Regions from separate parts of the Homo sapiens genome. Here region 1 is linked to region 2. The links are chromatin contacts, found by Hi-C or POLR2A ChIA-PET in ENCODE. All regions are on one chromosome and are shown on one strand. Each heading gives the region's core, a stretch centred on a gene start or an enhancer-like site at or near the end of the contact. The rest is flanking DNA. Distances are from core to core; before and after follow the strand shown.

Evidence for each region. A loop is a pair of places that touch in the nucleus more often than their neighbours do. ChIA-PET counts read pairs that join two places held with the same protein, here RNA polymerase II (POLR2A).
Region 1: a map of PC-3 shows a loop between it and region 2 (9-fold over the local background). The contact joins two enhancer-like sites. A Hi-C loop is called at or near these places in 2 of 168 maps with a recorded cell type or tissue (PC-3 and heart right ventricle). POLR2A ChIA-PET finds 5 or more read pairs at or near these places in 1 of 52 experiments (activated B cell).

What each region holds. Positions count from the first base shown.
Region 1 is chr2:150,680,172-150,684,070 of GRCh38, forward strand. No RefSeq gene overlaps it. Among named protein-coding and RNA genes, the nearest start is that of LINC02612, 53 kb to the left of the region's middle. Within about 2 kb of position 1,365, at least 4 of the 41 ENCODE cell types and tissues checked have a DNase peak (open chromatin) inside an H3K27ac peak, as active enhancers do; they include PC-3, where a contact is called at or near this core.
Region 2 is chr2:150,617,844-150,622,283 of GRCh38, forward strand. No RefSeq gene overlaps it. Among named protein-coding and RNA genes, the nearest start is that of LINC02612, 8.8 kb to the right of the region's middle. RefSeq lists an enhancer at 2,409-3,608. Within about 2 kb of position 2,253, at least 7 of the 41 ENCODE cell types and tissues checked have a DNase peak (open chromatin) inside an H3K27ac peak, as active enhancers do; they include PC-3, where a contact is called at or near this core.

The DNA.
Region 1 (3,899 bases), core at 115-2,614, 61 kb after region 2:
TATCCAGACCCTCACCCATACCTGATTTAGATGATGATTGCCTTAGTCCATTCAGACTGCTGTAACAAATTACCAAAAAACTGGATGGCTTAAAAGCAACAGGAATTTTTTTTCTTACAGTTCTAGAAGCTAGAAGGTTTAAGACTGAGGTGGCAGCAGATTTGGAGTCTGGTGAGGGCTTAGTTTCTGATTCACAGGTGGTGCCTTCTTGCTGCATCCTCACATGATGGAAGGAGGCAAAGCAGTTTTCTGGGGCCTCTTTTATAATCCCTTTCAGGAGGACAGGGCCCTCCTAACCTAATCACCTCCCAAAGGCCTCACCTTCTAATACCATCACCTTGGTGATTAGAATTTAACATATGAATTTAGGGAAGACACAAACATTCAGACCATAGCAATGATATTTGGGACTTTTGAACTGATGATATTTAGATGAGATTTTTGGACTTGAATAGATGCTTAAATCTATTGAGAATTTTTACAATGTTGGAATTAGGTGGATATATTTCACATGTGGGACAGATGTGAATCTTTTGGGCCAAAGGTCACAGATGCGGTAAGCTTAAAAAATGGCAAAAGGGCATTATATTTTATGGCAAAAGATGTGACAAAGTTAAGAATCTTGAGAGGAGGAGCTTATCCTGGATTATTCAAGTGAATCCTCAATGCTACCACAAGTGTCCCCATGAGAGAGGCAGAGGGAGACCAGATACAGACACTCAGAAGAAGAGGAGGTGATATGATTACAGAGGCTGAGATTGGAGTGATGTAGCTATAAGTCAGGACATGCCAACAGCTACCAGAAGCTGGAAGAGGCAAAGAATGGCTTCTCCCCTAGAGCATCAGCAGAAAATGCTTCCCTGCCTACACCTTGATTTTGGCCTTCAGAACCATGAAAGAATAAATCCCTGTAGTTTTAAACCACCCAGTATGGTAATTTCTTACAGCAGCCCAAGGAAACTTGTACACCAGGTAAGTAATAAAGAAATTAATTAATTTTTTATTGGAATGTGGAAAACACATATATAAGAAGAAGAGACTCATGCTCTCAACACATTTCCTCCCTCTAGCAAACTTCCTTTAGTTACAGGACCATCAGGTTTGCATGCCCACTGCACAGTAACATACCAACACACTGAGACAGCAGGACTTGCAGCAAAGAAAGCATTTAATGATCACAGGGTAGCTGAACAAGGAGATGAGAGGGACCCTCAGATGCATCTCCCTTAGGAGTTTTTAAGAGGATCATGGAGGGCAAAGGGCTGGAAAACTGGGATCATTTATCAGTCAGGGTAAGGGGATGAACTCGTCAGGATGTGGAAACCGTATTATTCAGTGAGTCAGTATGTCATGGGGTCCTTCAGACCAGCTGACATCAGTGATTTCATCAGTAGGCAGGGCCTGAAAGAATCTCTCAAATGGAAAATTTAATGTTTCACAATGCTTAAGATGTTATCTACAGAGCAGTTAAGGGGAACTATAATCCTAGGACAGGGTCTAATGTGATTCTGAGGTAATAGGCAGCAAATGACTATGAGGAAGTGGGTCAGAGAGCAGCTGACCTAATGATTAATGCTAAGTGTGCTGTAAGCTTGGTTTATTTTTTTCTCCCCCTCTCTTCTTCCCTGATTAATTTTATAAACTTTATAGGGATGGTTTCACTTTCCTGATATTCTGGTAAGTGGAAACTGATGAGTACATTACCACTGGGTATTGGTCATAGGAAGAAAAACAATTGCCTACAAACTACTATAATATACTCCTGAATATCATATTTTTATTTTCTGTTCCCAGGCAATGATATCAAGGGAGAATCTGCAGACATACCTTTATTAAGTTAAAATTTAATACCATGCTCCTGGATTTTAGAAAGAACAAAAGTGGGATACAGCCATACCTGAACTATTTCCAAGATTTCTAGCTATTTCTCCTTGATAAAGGCATTTTCCCTTTATGAGTATCTACTTCCTCATATTAAAATGAGGATGGTGGACTAGTCTCATGGGGTGGCTGGAAGATGTATGTTAGGACAAAGGTGTCACACAACAGGCAGTAAAAAATTATCATTGCCCCATCATCAACTGGAGGAGCTCATAGCTCATCTGCTTTTTCTTTGACTTCCAGGAGGCTCAGAGATAAATGTAATCTTTATCATAGTGGCTCATCAGGCTGAGTGATTAGCATATGGTGGTTTCTTTTTAATTCATATATTTAATTTATGTTAATTTTATCAACATTATTGTATATTTTTCTCATTATAAACTGCTTTCTGGAGACAGGTTAGATAGGCATAGTTAATAAGTGGTCAACTATGTTTGTTTATATTGTCTACGAAGATAATTGTCTTATATGGCCTATCCTGTGTTTGTTTTGGTGGAAAGTGATGGGGGCTCAAAAAAGTTAGCAGGCAGAAGTGTCTGGCTCCTTTAAACAACCAGTTTGTCTTGCGTCCAGGAAAATTATTTCCACCTTGGGAAAGAACATCCTTTAAAATGAACCTACTTAGAAAGGAAGCAAGGCCAAGCCCTCTCTATAAAGAAAAAACTTTGCCAAGGAACTACAGAGCTCCTTGAGGGCATGCAACACCCAGAATAAGTAACAGAAATGTGTGAGAGGCCTAAGTCAAGTCTGCATGCTACATATCAGCTAGCTGAGTAGAAATTGACATTAAAACTTCAGAAATTGCATGGAAGAGCCAGATGGGAGAACAGTACGCTATATATTCAAAATAGGATTTAAAGTAGTTTATCAAATGTGTTTACAATACCCCCAAACCAATGCTTATTTAAACTGGCCATATGTTGTAGTTTGTGCATATAAATTCAAATTAACTTAAAGAAACTGTGTTACGTCTCTCAAGTACGCACATTTGAGGTAAGCCTGCAGATTTGGTAAGAGCACCATGCTAAGCAATCAATGTGGACCACAACATTGATTGCAACAGGTAATACGGCCGCATAATTTTTAAATACAATTTTCTAAGAAGTACAATTTTTAGATATCAGTACTTAATAGGCAAAATGATCCAAGCACAATTATTTTTATAGTTTTATCACCTGACCATCACTGAGGAGATGGCTTCAATGCATCAGTGACTTGTTTTTTTTTTTTTCGTGACAGAGACAGAACTCTGGTACCTCTTCCTCTTATAAGAATACCAATCCTATTGGATTAGGGCCTCACCTTTATGCATTATTTAGCCTTAATTACCTTTTTAAATATGCTGTATCTTCAAAAATAGTCACTCTGGGGGTTACGGCTTCCACATATGAATTTAGAGGGAACAAAATTTGGCCTGTTTGGGAACACAATTTGGACTCGTCCAAGGGGAGAGTCTAGTGCTTGGAGAAACTAAAGTCCTGAAAGGTGTTGCCCTGCAGTGTCGATCCTATTGGTGGCTGACACCCACATGCAAGTGACATTACATCAAGCTTCTATTGCTTGAAGATCTCTTCAGCCTCTGAAGTCAACCATCATCCCTTCCAGTAGGTAGTACACTCACTGGCATTTTTGCATTGTTGTCATTGTTGTTTTTGAGATAGAGTCTCACTCTGTTGCCCAGGCTGGAGTGCAGTGGTGCAATCTCAGCTCACTGCAACTGCCACCTCCCAGGTTCAAGTGATTCTCCTGCCTCAGCCTCCCAGGTAGCTGGGATTATAGACATGCATACCATACCCAGCTAATTCTTGTATTTTTAGTAGAGATGGTGTTGCACCATGTTGGCCAGGCTGGTCTCAATCTCCTGACCTCATGTGATCCACCTGCCTCAGCATCCCAAAGTGCTGGGATTACAGGCACGAGCCATTGTGTCTGGCCATTTTGGCATGAGTGTTTATCTATGCTCTGGGAAGAAATATTTGCAGGTAAAAACTGGTTGCCACTAAACTCTTAAGTCGAGC
Region 2 (4,440 bases), core at 1,003-3,502:
AGTTCCTGAGCCACTCTTCAGTCTTTTATATCTGGTTCTGGCAGAAGTGTAGCAGTGCAGCCTTTTGCAGGTTCCCAGTGGTGCTTTGGTAGACCGCTGTCCCCATTCTGTGCCTATATGTCCCAACCCTGCCCCTTCCTAAGGGACAGGACTCTGAGAGGCACAATTGCAAAAGTAAGGCTTTATTGGCTGATAATTTTTCCCACTGCATAAAAATGAATAGGGAGACAGAGTTTTGTCTGTTACAGCTACTTATAGGGTACTTATAGTTCTTTTCTTCCTGGAGTAGAATTAGGTGCAATTTATGTCACATAGCCTACCTGCCAGGATTTCTGTCCCAAAGTGAAACAGAGAATCTTGAGGGACATAAATGATAGTACTATGAGTGAACAGAGATAGCTGTGCCCCCTAACTCCTATTAGGAGGTATTAATGTCTAGGTTTTGCTATGAGACCTAGGGTGGGCTTTATCGAAGCACTTTATGACTGTGCTTTCGAAAATGTTTCCCTCTAGTCATCATTATGAGGTAATGTATTAGGTAATGTCTTGAAAAATAGCCAGAGGGCTGAAGTGTCAGCTTTACAGCTCACATACCTGAAAATAACAATTTTGGTTATTATTTTTACACTACAATATATTTGGAATGCCTCATAAATAGAAATTAATCGTGACAACTCTGTCTCTGGACTTAAACACAACCTTGCCAACAAAAAATGCTCGGAGAAGCCTAAGCCATGAACTTAATACTTTAGGGAAGAATTTCTCTCTTTTATCCCATCTAGGGAACATTCCCAGCATCTTTTGTCTCAGCCATAAGAGCCAACATCCGTTACCCAAGGTTCACTAAAATCCACAGATAATCTCCAATCAACATGTTTAAAGAGTTACAACCTCTGTTTCCGTCTTATCTTCTACCAGAAACTCCAATAACCGCAGAGAAAAGACTTAATATATTCAGCTCTAAAGACAAAAAGGCTGGCTTGAAAAGTGAGAGTGCTAGCAAAGAAATGACCAAATCATTTTGAAACCCCATATATATGTATATAACTCATCTCATTTTTTTTTCATTTGTTTAGCCCTGTAGGTGTGATTCAGTGCTGTTTTTGTTTTCTTTTGTTTTGTTTTTAGAATTTAATACCTTATAAATAAATGAAAAGAAAGACAACTTAGTGTCAGTGAAGTCTGGGCCAAAAAAAAAGCATTGATTTGTGAGGGTCCTATGCAGAAATCACTCCAGCAAGTATGACCTTCACATGCAAAGTTTGGTCACTACTCTGGAGTAATACTTTTCAGATTATTGAAAGAAAACCATATTAATGAATTAAATATGAACTAAGCATACACTATGTACAAAACAATATTCTATCTGTCGGCAAAATGCAAAGTAGTATCTCTACAGTCCTAGCTTCTAGGAGATTTATATATAATTGAAGAGATATATACACTGTCCTATACAATTACCTTGGACTCTCAATAAAACTGATAATTTTCTCATACTGCACTAATCAAATTATTCATTTCCATGAATGTCCTTCTGCTAGAGATTAGGGACTAGGTTATACTTGCTTTGTTGTTGTTATCTCCAGTGCCTCATAGATATTCACATGAGGTAATTAATATATGTTTGCTGAATAAATGACCACTTATAGAGAATGTGTACACTAATATATGTACATGCAAATACACATATATGCAATAAACACTTATCCACACTTAAAATTATATATATATATTCACTTACATGAAATTTGATGTATATTTGTGTGTAAGATTAGAAGAAAGGAAATAACAAATGAGGAAATAACAAATGTATTACAATATTTCCATCATGCTGGTGTTATGAAAATGGAGCTATGCCTAAATTGTCCTTTAATATCATAGTATAAGTGGTGGCCTACAAGATATATGAGTAGGAACTGGTTTGGCCTTTATTTTAACTGAATCTCGGGCATAACAATGCCCTTTAGCACATTTTTCCGGACACATTCTCCAAGAGTTTTCCAATAAAGCAGATTTCGGCATTGCTGCTTCTTAGTGAGGTCCTGAAAAAACTGCAATGAAAAGGAAGATAACTTCCTTCCAAATATGCATCTCTGTATTATATGGAAATAAACAATAAAACATGTGATATGATATTTTTATTACCTGAATTATGTATTTTGAGGTCCAAAGACTGAAAAAGATGTTCCATTTTTTTTCTTCCAACTTGCTTGGAGGCAAATGTCCTTTAAAATTTGCACATCATGAGAATGGAATGTGCTCAGAGATCAGCTGAAAGTTTTTTTTAAAAAGTGAGGGCTTTGCAGCTGTGGCTGTGTGCTTAGGCTCGGCAGGAGAGGACAGGTCCCCTTCTGGTCATCCTACGAGGAGTTTTGACAAGCTCACCAGGAAATACAGACAATGCTGTCTGTCCTGACAAAGCCCCATGTGGGCTCTAAGCCAAACAAATGCAGGTGTATTATAATAATAATATCTTTTCTAGTACAATATAATCTGTTTCCCACTAAAATCTTTTGAACTAGACAGAAAAGATAATTATCCCCAGGTTATAGACAAGAAAGCCAAACGTTAGTGAGGTTTAGTGGCTTGGAAGTTTCTACAGTAGAAAGAGGTTCAATTGGAAGTAGGACCTAGTATCAGATTCCCTATAGATGTCAAAGGATATAAATGTTTGCAGTCTTATTATTTCCTGGCTTTTTGACCCTCTGCAAGTTTCTCAAGCTCTGAGTTTGACCAGCTTCTTCAATAACATAGAATAAAAGTCTCTCACATGGTTACTCTAAGGGTGAAATAACATATGAAAATAGTTTTATCAACAGCAAAGTAGTATTCAGAGTTCATGTCTCCTTAATCTTTTATTCCTCTCCAAACAGAAACTATAGTTTCCCAGAAGCATACACTTACAACAACACAGATACACAATTCTTTATATACAATTCTGAAATCCCCAAGAATCTAAATCCAAAAGTATTTGTAACTCATTTAGAGGCAAAATCTTCTCTGAACTGACAGGCCTATGTATTACCTTGTTTTTCTTTATTTAGTATGAATATTCATTTGTTTCACAGCAGAAATATCAATGTAATTGCAAGGTCATGAGTTGCTGACTCATACCTGTAGGAGGTATTCTGCAATAATTGCTAACATAACATTTTATCTTTATTGGGATTACCAAACATCCTGTATCCCAATAAATATCTTGTCTTAGGGATTTTGGAGACTTGTAACATGAGGCTTGTGACATAGAATCCGATTGACCCAGCTTCGAGATCATCTGACGATGCGATGCTGCAGTTCTAGGTGAAGATTGTTTGGTTCTCACAGGCTGAGTGGTTCTGGGGTCAGCCATAGGTTGGGTCTACTCCAAAGCAGACTCGGGACAGCCTTGGAGATGCCAAACACTTCCCGTCCTGAGCTTAACCTTGATTCCTGTGGCCCTTAGAATGATTATTCTTACAGCAACACACCCAAGTGCTAGAACCAGTAGCCACGTTAAAAAATGGATGAGCACTGGCCAATTCGATCTGAGTTTGAATCCCTGACCTATCACTTACCAGTTCTGTACCCTTGACAGGTTTATCAAGTTTTTTAAACTTCAGCTTCTCATCCTTAAAGTGGGAATTTTAATAGCGTTTTTGAGGGCTGTGTAAGTTTTAAATGGCACAGCATATGTAAAAGGGCTTTCTGTGGTGACTTATTCCTACTAAATGTTCAGTAAAAGTCAGATTATTTTCCCCTTTCATTTGTTGGCATTTCCGTACTATTTCCATCAACAGAAATCTCTACCATAAGGCTATTTGTGAAGATTTTCTTCAAATAACTGATTTATTGTGGTGGTGGTTGTTAATTAAAATAACTGATGATTGTTATTGTTTTTTTATTTCTGAATCTCAGTCTGGATCTGTGCCATCTTAAAGTCCAGAAAGTTGAATTGGTTTAATTCCAATAGTATTCTGCCAAGATTTTTTTTAAGAAAACAAACTCTGTTAATAATGTATGAGGTTTATAATGCACATGTATCACAGTTTACAGGAAACAGAGAAAAATACCCCTAAGTGGTAAAGTGTGTTTATTGTAGGTCAACTAATCACATTTCTTAAACCTGGAATATATGAAATTTGATGCTTGGCTGTAGTCTGTGAAGAACTGCTGGGCATGGACTGTACCTTGGCTGTGATTCATTCTGATCTTATGAAGGCTGGAGCTCATGACTATAGAGTATGAGGCTGGCATGACTAATTCCCTTATAATTATCAAAAGGTCTTGAGTCAAAAAGTTATCTCCCGAGTTTGATCACAAGTCGTAAATGCACAAGGAGAGATTCCCTCCAGTGTTCAAGTTTCTCTCTGCTGCTGACTTGGGCGGCATGGGAGCCCCTTCTTAGGCCACCAGAGAGCCTCACGGTGAGGTGCTGGATGATACTCTCAGACCCTTCTCCTC